Regions from separate parts of the Mus musculus genome. Here all the other regions are linked to region 4. Evidence: chromatin loops called from intact Hi-C (ENCODE). Cell type or tissue: left cerebral cortex. All regions are shown on one strand. Region 1 overlaps Gm12132 (a long non-coding RNA gene). Region 2 has its middle 6.1 kb from the start of 3110004A20Rik. Region 3 has its middle 140 kb from the start of Gm23520. Region 4 has its middle 34 kb from the start of Gm34281.

Evidence for each region. A loop is a pair of places that touch in the nucleus more often than their neighbours do. Peaks named below come from ENCODE experiments on the same cell type or tissue, not always from the same donor. Only the 100,000 strongest peaks of a DNase experiment are listed, where the experiment ranks them.
Region 1: it touches region 4 in a loop (7-fold over the local background); 5 of 42 quality-filtered maps call a loop at or near these places.
Region 2: a loop joins it to region 4, with 3 times the contacts of the local background. A loop is called at or near these places in 2 of 42 quality-filtered maps.
Region 3: it touches region 4 in a loop (11-fold over the local background); 7 of 42 quality-filtered maps call a loop at or near these places.

The regions. Positions count from the first base shown.
Region 1 is chr11:40,148,144-40,150,643 of GRCm38, forward strand. The region is part of intron 5 of Gm12132 (a long non-coding RNA gene); the gene reads left to right. Among named protein-coding and RNA genes, the nearest start is that of Gm12132, 140 kb to the left of the region's middle. In left cerebral cortex, a CTCF peak has its summit at 1,361 (motif pointing left); a DNase peak (open chromatin) is centred at 1,362.
Region 2 is chr11:40,468,318-40,470,817 of GRCm38, forward strand. No RefSeq gene overlaps it. Among named protein-coding and RNA genes, the nearest start is that of 3110004A20Rik, 6.1 kb to the right of the region's middle. In left cerebral cortex, a CTCF peak has its summit at 1,213; a DNase peak (open chromatin) is centred at 1,207.
Region 3 is chr11:38,937,304-38,939,803 of GRCm38, forward strand. No RefSeq gene overlaps it. Among named protein-coding and RNA genes, the nearest start is that of Gm23520, 140 kb to the left of the region's middle. In left cerebral cortex, a CTCF peak has its summit at 970 (motif pointing right); a DNase peak (open chromatin) is centred at 985.
Region 4 is chr11:40,600,391-40,602,890 of GRCm38, forward strand. No RefSeq gene overlaps it. Among named protein-coding and RNA genes, the nearest start is that of Gm34281, 34 kb to the left of the region's middle. In left cerebral cortex, a CTCF peak has its summit at 1,362 (motif pointing left); DNase peaks (open chromatin) are centred at 267, 915 and 1,344; H3K27ac peaks cover 238 bases.

The sequences.
Region 1 (2,500 bases), 450 kb before region 4:
ACTGGCTCCCATTTAAGTTGCATCATCTCATCACTGGAAAGAAGATTATTTATCCATATATTTACTGGAAAGGTTAAATGTATAAAATATTTAGAGCAACGACACACTAGAGGAAACACTCATAAGCCATAATGACCTTCTCAACGCTTCATGTGTAAGTGCTATTGAACTGGAAAGAAGGTATATTTCTCAACTCCCAAAGTGGTTTCTACGTGGAGCAGAGTAAAGTTAAAGGTAGCTCTATGTGGTTGTTTATGTTTACCTATAGTGAATGAAAATAAAATTAAAACTTCACTTCATCAATAGGGATAACCTTTGTCTTGGTGATAAGAAACTGTCCAGTATGTTTAATAAACTTCACATGTTATAGAATATTAGAAGGTTCATAGGGAGGTAGAAAAAGACAATGAGTCATTATTTGTGTGGTGAATGGCCATAATAGATCGGATATCACACATATATAACATTCAGGACTCTAAAATGGCTATTTAACTTTGGTTTTGAGTCTTAAAAAAAGTAATGAGTGTTTCACAGGTTGGTTTCCACTATTTAGCACCAGTCACTCTAACCCAATATTGGTGCTAAGGACATCAGTTTCTTGTAATCTATTTAAGACTCTGCATGTACTGAGTGAAGCAAGAAAGGAGTACATAATTAATTCAGGTCATATGCACATTATCAGAACCAGACAATGTGCATCAATATTCTATCTCCGATTATACCTGTCATTACTTCTAGGTCTGTCTGTTCTAGCTCTATGTTTCTCTCTTCTGGCCTCAGTGGTAATGCAGACTTAGAGCTCCAGATTTGTTTTTTTCCTTTTTTATTTTTTTCCCTGTTTGGTTGTTTGAAACAAGGTCTTACACTTGCTGAAGATGACCTTGAACTCACAGTGATCTTCTTACCTCATCCTCTCAAACCTGACAGCAAATGCATGATCCATTGTGTTGGGTTTAGAGTTCTAAATGTAAGCTAACACAAGAATATCTATTCTAGTATTCTACTCCTCTTTCAAGCATTGTTAACCAACCTGTAATATTCCCCTTATTGAGTTGGCAAAAGAATCAGCGTCATGAGAAGGGAAACATAGGAAACACCAGGCACACAGTTAATATCAGCACTTGAATATAGAATTGTTATACCTTGGTCAAGAGATGTTTAGTGTACACACACACACACACACACACACACACACACACACACACACAAAAGAAATCAAAGAAGAAGAGGAAAACCAATTTTCCCATTTAGACAATGCTAATTTCTTTAAGGCACAATCATTCTTCATTTCCTTTTCTCTTTTAATATAAGAAAAAATGCTCTTTCCACAAGAACTCGATGGAGCAACATTGCCACCCAGTGGCTGGCTACATTCATTTTGTGTCTAATTGTTCCCGGCTAAACAGAGAAATTCTTTCACACATAAAAATTGGAAGCCGGATTGCCTATTACCTGCGTGTGCTGGTATTTGGCCTCTCTTGTCACCCTCTTGTTTTCTAAATGATAGATACACAAACAATAGGAGCATTCTGAGAAATGGGAATTGTCTTAAAACAAAACTCACAGCATGCTTTTGCTATCAAACAGCTCAATGACAAGAGTGGTTTCAAGTGAATTTACAAACGAACAAGATGGATTTTTTCCCCCTTCTCATTTGTAAAAGGCTGTAATGGGCAGCAGTTCTCCAGGCTTACTCCTGCACCCCAGAGATACTGCCTCTTAGTTTTTTTCTATTCTCTAATAAATCTAAACGTATTCTGCTTGCAACATTAGAGGAGGAATACGACAGCACTTTCTGTGCAAGGAGGAAAAGGGGTTTCTAAAGGCTATGACAAGTGTTATAAATAGAAGTATTATTTAGTTTAAAGGGAGGCAGGATTTACATTTCCCAAATCGGAGACCACTCAAGCTTTGAGATTCAAGTAAGCAAAATAAATCTTAGGTTTTTGCAGTGTGAAATCAAAGCTCCAACTCTATTAATAGCAGAGGTGAGTAATAGATTTCTTTAGCTTGATGGTGGTAGATTTTTATTGCCCAATCTTCGTGATCTGCATAGCTCACCAACTACTTTTCAAAAGTGAGATGACAGGGAGTCCCCAGGCACCGAAATGGCATGCTATAAGTACTGGAATTTTTCTCCCTTGGAGGGAACTATTTGAAGATCTTGAGACGTCCCCACAGGATTTAAGCCCAAGGAAAGGAAAAAGACGAATTTCTTTTTAACCTTCAATCAATCAGAATGCTCAGAAAATACTATTCTTTTTTTTTTTTAACCAATTGATGCTCTTCAAATTTTCAACACTCAAGCAGAATGGGTTGGTGCTGGATGGATCTCATATTGTTTTATTCCTAAGGAATAAATATGTGGCATAGAAATATTTGCTTTTCTTCACTAGTTATAGTAAATAATTAATGATTCTTGAAAGACAATAAAATTCCTGATCTGGCTTTTATATGTTGTCGAAGGGGTTTCCCAGGACATTTTTAACCTTTGCCTTCT
Region 2 (2,500 bases), 130 kb before region 4:
AAACACAAAGACAGTCCAATTGGCAAGCCCAATATCAAAGCATATTACACTCAAAACTACTAAGACTTAAGGACAGTACTCAATGAAGTCAAAAGGGAACCCAAAGTTGGCTTTGGCAAGCATCTGAGTTTCACCTAGAACCAGGTCCACTGATGGGAAGGCCATCAGAAGTCTATCAGCTCAAAACAGGTATGCAATTTCTATAAATGTGTTGCGGGGTAGGACAGGAATGGAAGTTTTACATGCAATTAATTGCAAAGACAGTTTTTAAGGGCAGCCTTCTCTTGCCTTTCCAAATTAATGAGTCAGAAAAGCACTACTCTCAATCGTATCTTTAGAAGTGAGCAAACCCCCTCCTGGGCTCCCATCAAACACAGCACAAGGACCTTCAGCTAAATACTGCAATGTCCTCCGTTTCAGAAAGTCGTCTCCAAGCTGTAAAAAGGCAGGCACAGGTTCTTTCCTGGAATCCCGTTCGTTTTCAGATGAACAAGGAGGTGGAGAATTAGATAAAGATTTATTGTGTGGGTGAAAGTGTTTTACAACACTGCATGTAACTAGTTTGAGATATATATATTGTTCTTTGAAGGGAAAAAAATGTCCTTTTTATTGATGACTAAAAACTTATGCAAGCAAAGAGGCAAAGTCGAAACAAAACAAAACAAATGAAATCTGGATCTATTGTTTGCAAGGATGCTGTTCTTAACAAAAGATTTTTTTTTGACCAGTATTACGTGTGTGTGTGTGTGTGTGTGTGTGTGTGTGTGTGTGTGTGTGTAACCTATTATTAAGGAAGAATTAATATTGAATTGCTTTTTGTTTTATATATAAAAATCCCATCTATGAATAGACCAAGCCTAGTGGGCTCAAGCTATCCCAAAATTAAACTTCAAGGCCAGGGTAGCTACCTGGGGGTTTGCATTCTGCAAAGCCTTGCCTTTTAAATGAACCGACAAGGGTCTACCTGTGCTTGTTACATGTCCCTTGGATAATTAATGCTGGTAATAACACCTAAGCGTTAGCACACAAAGCACCTGGAATGTGACTTGCTGTACACATTCTAATCACACCTGCCACCGAACTCTCCAAATGACCTTCTTCAAAACAATGACTGTCTTTGAAATCACAGAAAGCCAACTGAGGAGGAAGCAGTTCCCCAGCAATTGGCTATGGCTGAGTGGTTCATAAAGCCAGAGTGGCACCAAGCGGCCGAAAATGGAATTAGGCTGTCACTGTGTTTTCACATCCTCAGAATGAACCGCATTTAATGTTTATGCCTGGCTGTTTCCAGGCAGCAGAGATGGCAAGCCCAGAGACACTGAGCAGGATGCCACACCCAAGGGTGAGGGGTGATAGAGGTCCCCCTCATGCCTTAAATATGATTTTTAAAATTCTGTATGTCTGAAACTCTCTAAACTGGTATGAAGAGCTATACTTTAACCAACATCAGAGAGACAAGGGTCTCTCATCAGAGAGACAAAGGGAGAGGGAACCTCACTTTCCACAGTTTTGTTTGCAGTACTTGCATAGAATTTTCTTTTTTAAATCAAGGTTTCTGTCATTGTGTACACACAGGGAAAAAAGTGCTAAGACACGTTGTTTCTATATTCTCCACATTATATATTAGAAAGGAAGGTTACATGGGAAGAATGATGGGAAACCTGTCTATTCTCAGGTATTGTCTCTATGGCCTCTCATCCTTTTGCTTAACTGCTGAGCCAGTGCCTCCTGCTGTCTCTTAGCTCTCTACTGCTCCAAACATTTTGCTTATCTCTTACATACACGTATCTCATATATGGTGTCCTCTAGACTGGTCCCCCTGCTACATGTTCTGATTTCCCTCTTTTTAAAAAATATTTTTCCTTATTTTTCTTCTTTCTACCTCCCTCCTAATGGCTCAGACTCAAATAACTTGGGTGGCTTCAAAGACCAGTATCAGAAATGGCTTCTCCCTCCTGTGGCTTCCTATAATTATAGACATATCATTTTCCCACAATGCTTCAGCATCGTTAATCACTTCAAATACAGAAAGAGCCAGGCAAGCTTTCCTGTGAACAGAAAGCTCCAAGTCCCATTTCAATTTGTGATTATATCAATAATCTGGAGACTGTCGTCTGTGAACTAACCCATTTCTAGAAGAACCAGAAGGAAGCTGCTCAAATCTTATAGGCAAACCCTTGCTGACACAGAGAATATCTGCTTGTATGATAGGAAATTCCACATGACATTTGTCAGCTGCTTTGTCCTGCATTGCTAAGTGGCAAAAAAGGCAATTTTGTCTTCCCTGTCAGGACATTCATAGGGAGGACTGTGAGAGACACTATCATTAAAAGCATGAATTATTTGTAGATCTCTCTTGCACACAGCAGAGGCCAGTATGAATCTAAACTGCTTATAGATCAAAACAAAACAACAACAAATTAATCCTGCTGTACTTTTCTAAAATACTCTAGTGTAATTTTCCTGCTGCGGCCCCTATACCCTGAGACTACAGGCAAAT
Region 3 (2,500 bases), 1.7 Mb before region 4:
AGACATCGTCAAATGGAAGGCAGGAGGGATATTAAAACAGAAAGCAAGATAATGAGGATAGTACAATGTCAATAAGGATGTTCAAACAAGTCATGGGAAATCATATTAACTATTCTCATAAATTTGTACTTAATATCTGTCTGTTTGTCTGACTGTCTGCCTGTCTGTCTTTTAGATGAAGATTTTCCACCTTGGCTGACAATACTTCCTCCAAAGCCATAGGCAAATCATAAAACCCATAACATCAGGCATGAGAATCCACTTTATGATTTGTTTGTTATGGGAGTCCATGAAATTACCAAAATAGTATAGACTAGTACCTAGTCCCTAGGTGGTCGGCCAGAGGTTGAAGCAAAGTCTTTGTTGCTGAAAATCTATTTTCTAAGTAACAGTTTAAGTCTAAGGATCAGGACAAAGATTGTAGAGGTTTTCCAAACACAGAGTAAAACATTTATTGTAAATTGCCCACCTCTTTCAATGGAAGGAAGGAAAGTCAGAGACTGGCAGTGCTTTCCCCAGTACCTCTCCCAGGAGATACTTATTCAGGGGGTTTATTACCAGAACACATATTATAGGTTGATTGCATTCACAAAAGATTAAAACAAAAGCTTATGAATTAAAACCCATAGTCCTGTGTCAAAAGGAACGGCATGTAAATACAAAAGTACGCGGCCTTTCTTCTTGTTGTCTTGTATTCTTGTCAGTTCTTCTACATCACTTTCAAAAATGTCTTCATTGAATACCCATGTGATGATCATTTCTGTAATTTTGTGAAATAGTTATTCTCTAGTTTTCAATGTCATATTTTAATCACTGGAATATTTGTATTAATAAAAGTAAAATAATAGAAAAGGTTTTTTTGTTTTTTTGTTTTTTTGTTTTTTTGTTTTTCCTGGATGAAATTTTTTTTTCTGGTTTCCTTCCTGGCGAATTCATTTAGGAATGGGGGAGCATGGGAACCATTGCCACTAGATGTCACTATTACCAGACCATTTCCTGAGCTCCAGATTCTTTTTCTCACATTCCCAGACTTCCTGGACTTTGCAAGAAATTCTTTCTGGCCATATTAATTCCATCTAATCTCTTGTTTGCTTGTTTAGTCGAAGGTTACTGCTAAATTTACATCCTTTCTCGTGTCCCTTTACAAATGGGCAAAACAATTTTCAGTGCAGAAAATCACATCCCAGGGATTTAAAATTTGTTATCATTTTATTAATTAGGTGACGGTGTCTTGCCGAGTCAGTCAGTTTATTATTTCTTAAGAAAGATCTTGTAACCGAGTTTGTGTCTCATTAGAGAACTGCAGGGCCAGACAGATTAATGCACATATGCTACAACATTAATTAGAGAGTCAGATTTTCACACAATAGATAATTTGATTGTGACAATGGAGACAGCAATTAATTGAGTCTCCTTTAGAGAGCATCCAAGGGGCCTGAGTTGAGGAGAGAGCCAGCTATGATTTGCTGGAGTCAGACGCAAAGGGACACTAGAATTATAGGATTACCGAGTTAGAGAGACTTCAGAGGTTTTCAAGTTGAGTTAGGTTTCTCATCCATGCCCCGATCTGAAGCAGAAATTTTACCGAAACCCCCAAATACTGGTCTATAACAATACGTAATTTGTGGCTCAGTGGAGGTTTTGGCAATTATATTCCAATTATATTTCTTTGTACAAATTTGCTAAATGTGTTTTGGCCAATAAAGGGCTATGCTACTAAACTATACAGCACATAATCCATACCACATTTTTAAAAAAATATATCTCTTTAAGTCAATTTGCAAAAGCCAGGGCTTAATTAAAAATATCAGCAATCAACTGCTAAAATGCCCTTAATAATAGAGTAGTGGATTCAGAATAACAGGAGTGACTGAGTAGTCAAACTTCCTTGTTAGCTGACATTTAAAAATTCACATTTAAAAAATGACATTTAGCAGATGAGATGACGATGCAAATGAAATCTATATTTAGGGAGGGGTGAAAAACAGAATCTAATTTGTAGTGATTATATATTCTCTTCTACCTCTGGAATTCAGCTTAAGTTTGCTTGGTCCTTTATAAATATTTCTCATTCTCACATTCTCCTCTTTCCCCAATACCCAGTCTCTCCCCTATCCTCCCCCCCCCCCATTTCATTGTTTTCTTTTGTTTTTTTTCTAACAAAATATTTTTATTTTTGCTTTGGGGATTTTGCATTATACACTCCTATCACATTTGTCTCCCGGGCCATCTTCATACTCCTTTCAGAAAAAAATAAATTCCAGTTTGTGTTATTTATATATTCGTTGGGGTATGGTCAAAGTCAGTGGCCTATTCTCTAAACAGAGCTGAGCCCTTTCTGTCCTGCATCCCTGTCCATTATCTATATCTACTGTGAAGGGTGACATTCCCCAGAATTCTATCACAGTTTTTAAGAGATCTCTCTGATCACTTCTTGTCTAGACTTTCACAATTTGTTTTTGGGAAGGGGATGAGGTGAAAGTAGGGATTGCCATAGAAG
Region 4 (2,500 bases):
CTCAGCTTGCTACTCCAGTTGCTCTTTTCTAACCCGTTCTTCCCAGCCTAGTCAGGCAGTGACTTTCCAACATGCTTGTTAGGGGTTCCATGGGCCACCACTCGCAACGGGAAAAATAAGAAAAAAAAAAAAAAACTAGGTCGTGACCGACCTTCTAGTGAGTGCTCTCACATCCTGCCAGGCAGGGCACTGGGACAACAAAGTGAATGCATCCTAGGTCTGGTGAGAGAGAAACTTTGTGAGTCACTTTGTGCAAGAGCCAACCTGAAGCCCCCCTGGCCAAAGATGGAGCTCTCCCAGGTGCTGAAATTCGAAATTTGCGAGGTCAGTTTATTTCTCTTAGCCTTGAGTTTCTTGAGCCATGAGTCTCTCCCTGTTTAAATTACCATTTTTCTTCGTTTGACGAAAACTTCAAATTTGATTAGCAAGGCATTTCTCTTTGTTTCTGAAACAAAGCAGGGGAGGGGCTGTGTGGGTAGCGACTCTACAGAGCCACAAAGAAGGTGATTGCCCCGATACTCACAGCAACTGTTCAGGCTAGCACTACTACATCGTCCAATGTTGCCAGAAATGCAAGAAATGTGGGTCTTTAATGAGAACCGTTTGCATTTAAGTGTTGACAGCTAATTTGAAAAGCCTGCACGGGCCAATACAGCATGATAAACCACATATGCCCAAGGCAAGAATCCTAAAACTGTCTACCTTTACAGTGCAGGAAGCTCTGCTTCATCACACCTTGGAAAGAGGGAGCTGATTAGCTTTGAGTTAAGAGCTGAAGAACCCAGAGGGAGGCAAGGACATTAGGAACCCAGCAGGATTCAGCCCATCTGTGAAAGGGACACTTCAGAGTTTCTATGATCATAGGGTTAAGAAAGGTCACACAACATTATTCGCACCGAAAGCTTGCTGGATTGTAGCTACTTAAAGGTGCAGAGGCAGATAAAACACAAGGACGTCCTGGGAACAACAGGATCTGAGAGGTACTGGAGGGCTTGGTTGAGGATGAGTTTTACATTAGCTATGTGACATTTCCAATTAAATGCAAAATCAACAGAACATCTTCTGCAGGGTCGTAGTGATGGAGAGCACTCACCTAAGCTTGTTCACACACTAAATTCCTCAAAACAGCAACAAAGGAGGATAAATCAATTGTCTTTGCTACCTTTATCAGCATAAACAAAGAGATAAAAATACAGTATAAAATTTTAACTATCTTTGCCCATCCTACCTGCAAAATGTGAAATTCCCCTGTGCTTCAATAAAGGAAAAATACATCCAATGAAGTCTAACAAATGTGCCATCTGTTCAGAAAGTGGTAGACAGGCATTTTTTTACACGTGACACTATTGCCCTCTTGTGGTCAGAGAAAATAGTGCATCTGTTTTCCAATGAGGTTTTTAAAGGTTATACCTAAAAATGTACTTCTCACAAATATAAATCATTTATAAATAGAGCAATATGTATAGAAACTTCCATTTTAAATAGTATGAATATTATTTATAATAAAATATCCAAATTAGACCTTGGGCTCTGAGCTTAGTTTTCTTATGAAGGGAAAGGAAATCAAGAGAAAAATAAAATGTTATTAGAAATAGTTGGATGGCTAGGAGGCACAACTCATGAAGCTAATGATGGTGTCAGTCACTCCTCTACCATAGTGTCCACCTGGCTTCCTGCCTCCCTGCCTCCCTGCTGACTCCTGCAAGGGGACAGAGGAAGCTTTCTTTCACTTCCTGCCTTCCTTTACTCACTCTCCACTGTTGGAGAAAGTAGGCCTTTCACAGTTTCCCACCCTAATAAGCCAAACGGCCTTGTGTTAGGAGCCTGTCACCTCCTCCTCCCTATTCCCTTCCTGACACCTAAGACCCTAAAGATTTGAATTATAGTCCCCTCTTCCTTATTTCTTCCTGACTCCCAAGACTTCCAAGGACATGAGTTATGTGCTGAGTCCAGCTTGACACCCCAGACTGTTAAGGAGGAATCTACATTCCTGAGATAAGACTCAGGGTGCCTCCCGCCTGCAGTCAGAATTCAGCCTTCATGTCCCCAGATGCCTGCTTCTTTGTTCTTTGTTAATTCTCCCTAAGCCCCTCCCTATTTCCCCTCACTGTGTGCTTATAACCTGGCGTTTCAGCCTAATAAACGGAGACTTTGACAGGAATCCTCCTTGGTCTCCTCTCTTCTTTCCCTCCCACTCATTTCTCTTGCAGATTTGCTGTTCCCCTCATACCCACGAATAACTGGGCCCTGCTGGACGGGACACTCCACTATTCGCTTATATAGCCACTTTTGGCTACATCATTTAAGCTCAGCATGGCATGATAATACCACAAAGGTATTCCTGGATAGGCATCCTTCAAGTGACTAACAGGAACTCACAGCCTGAACGAGAACGATAAGACTTTCTCTAGAAAAGTGAGCCAGGAAGAATTTGGTGAACCCAACATCTGAAACTACATAAACCACCCCTCCCCTGACTGTAAAGTGACTTGGTCAGTAA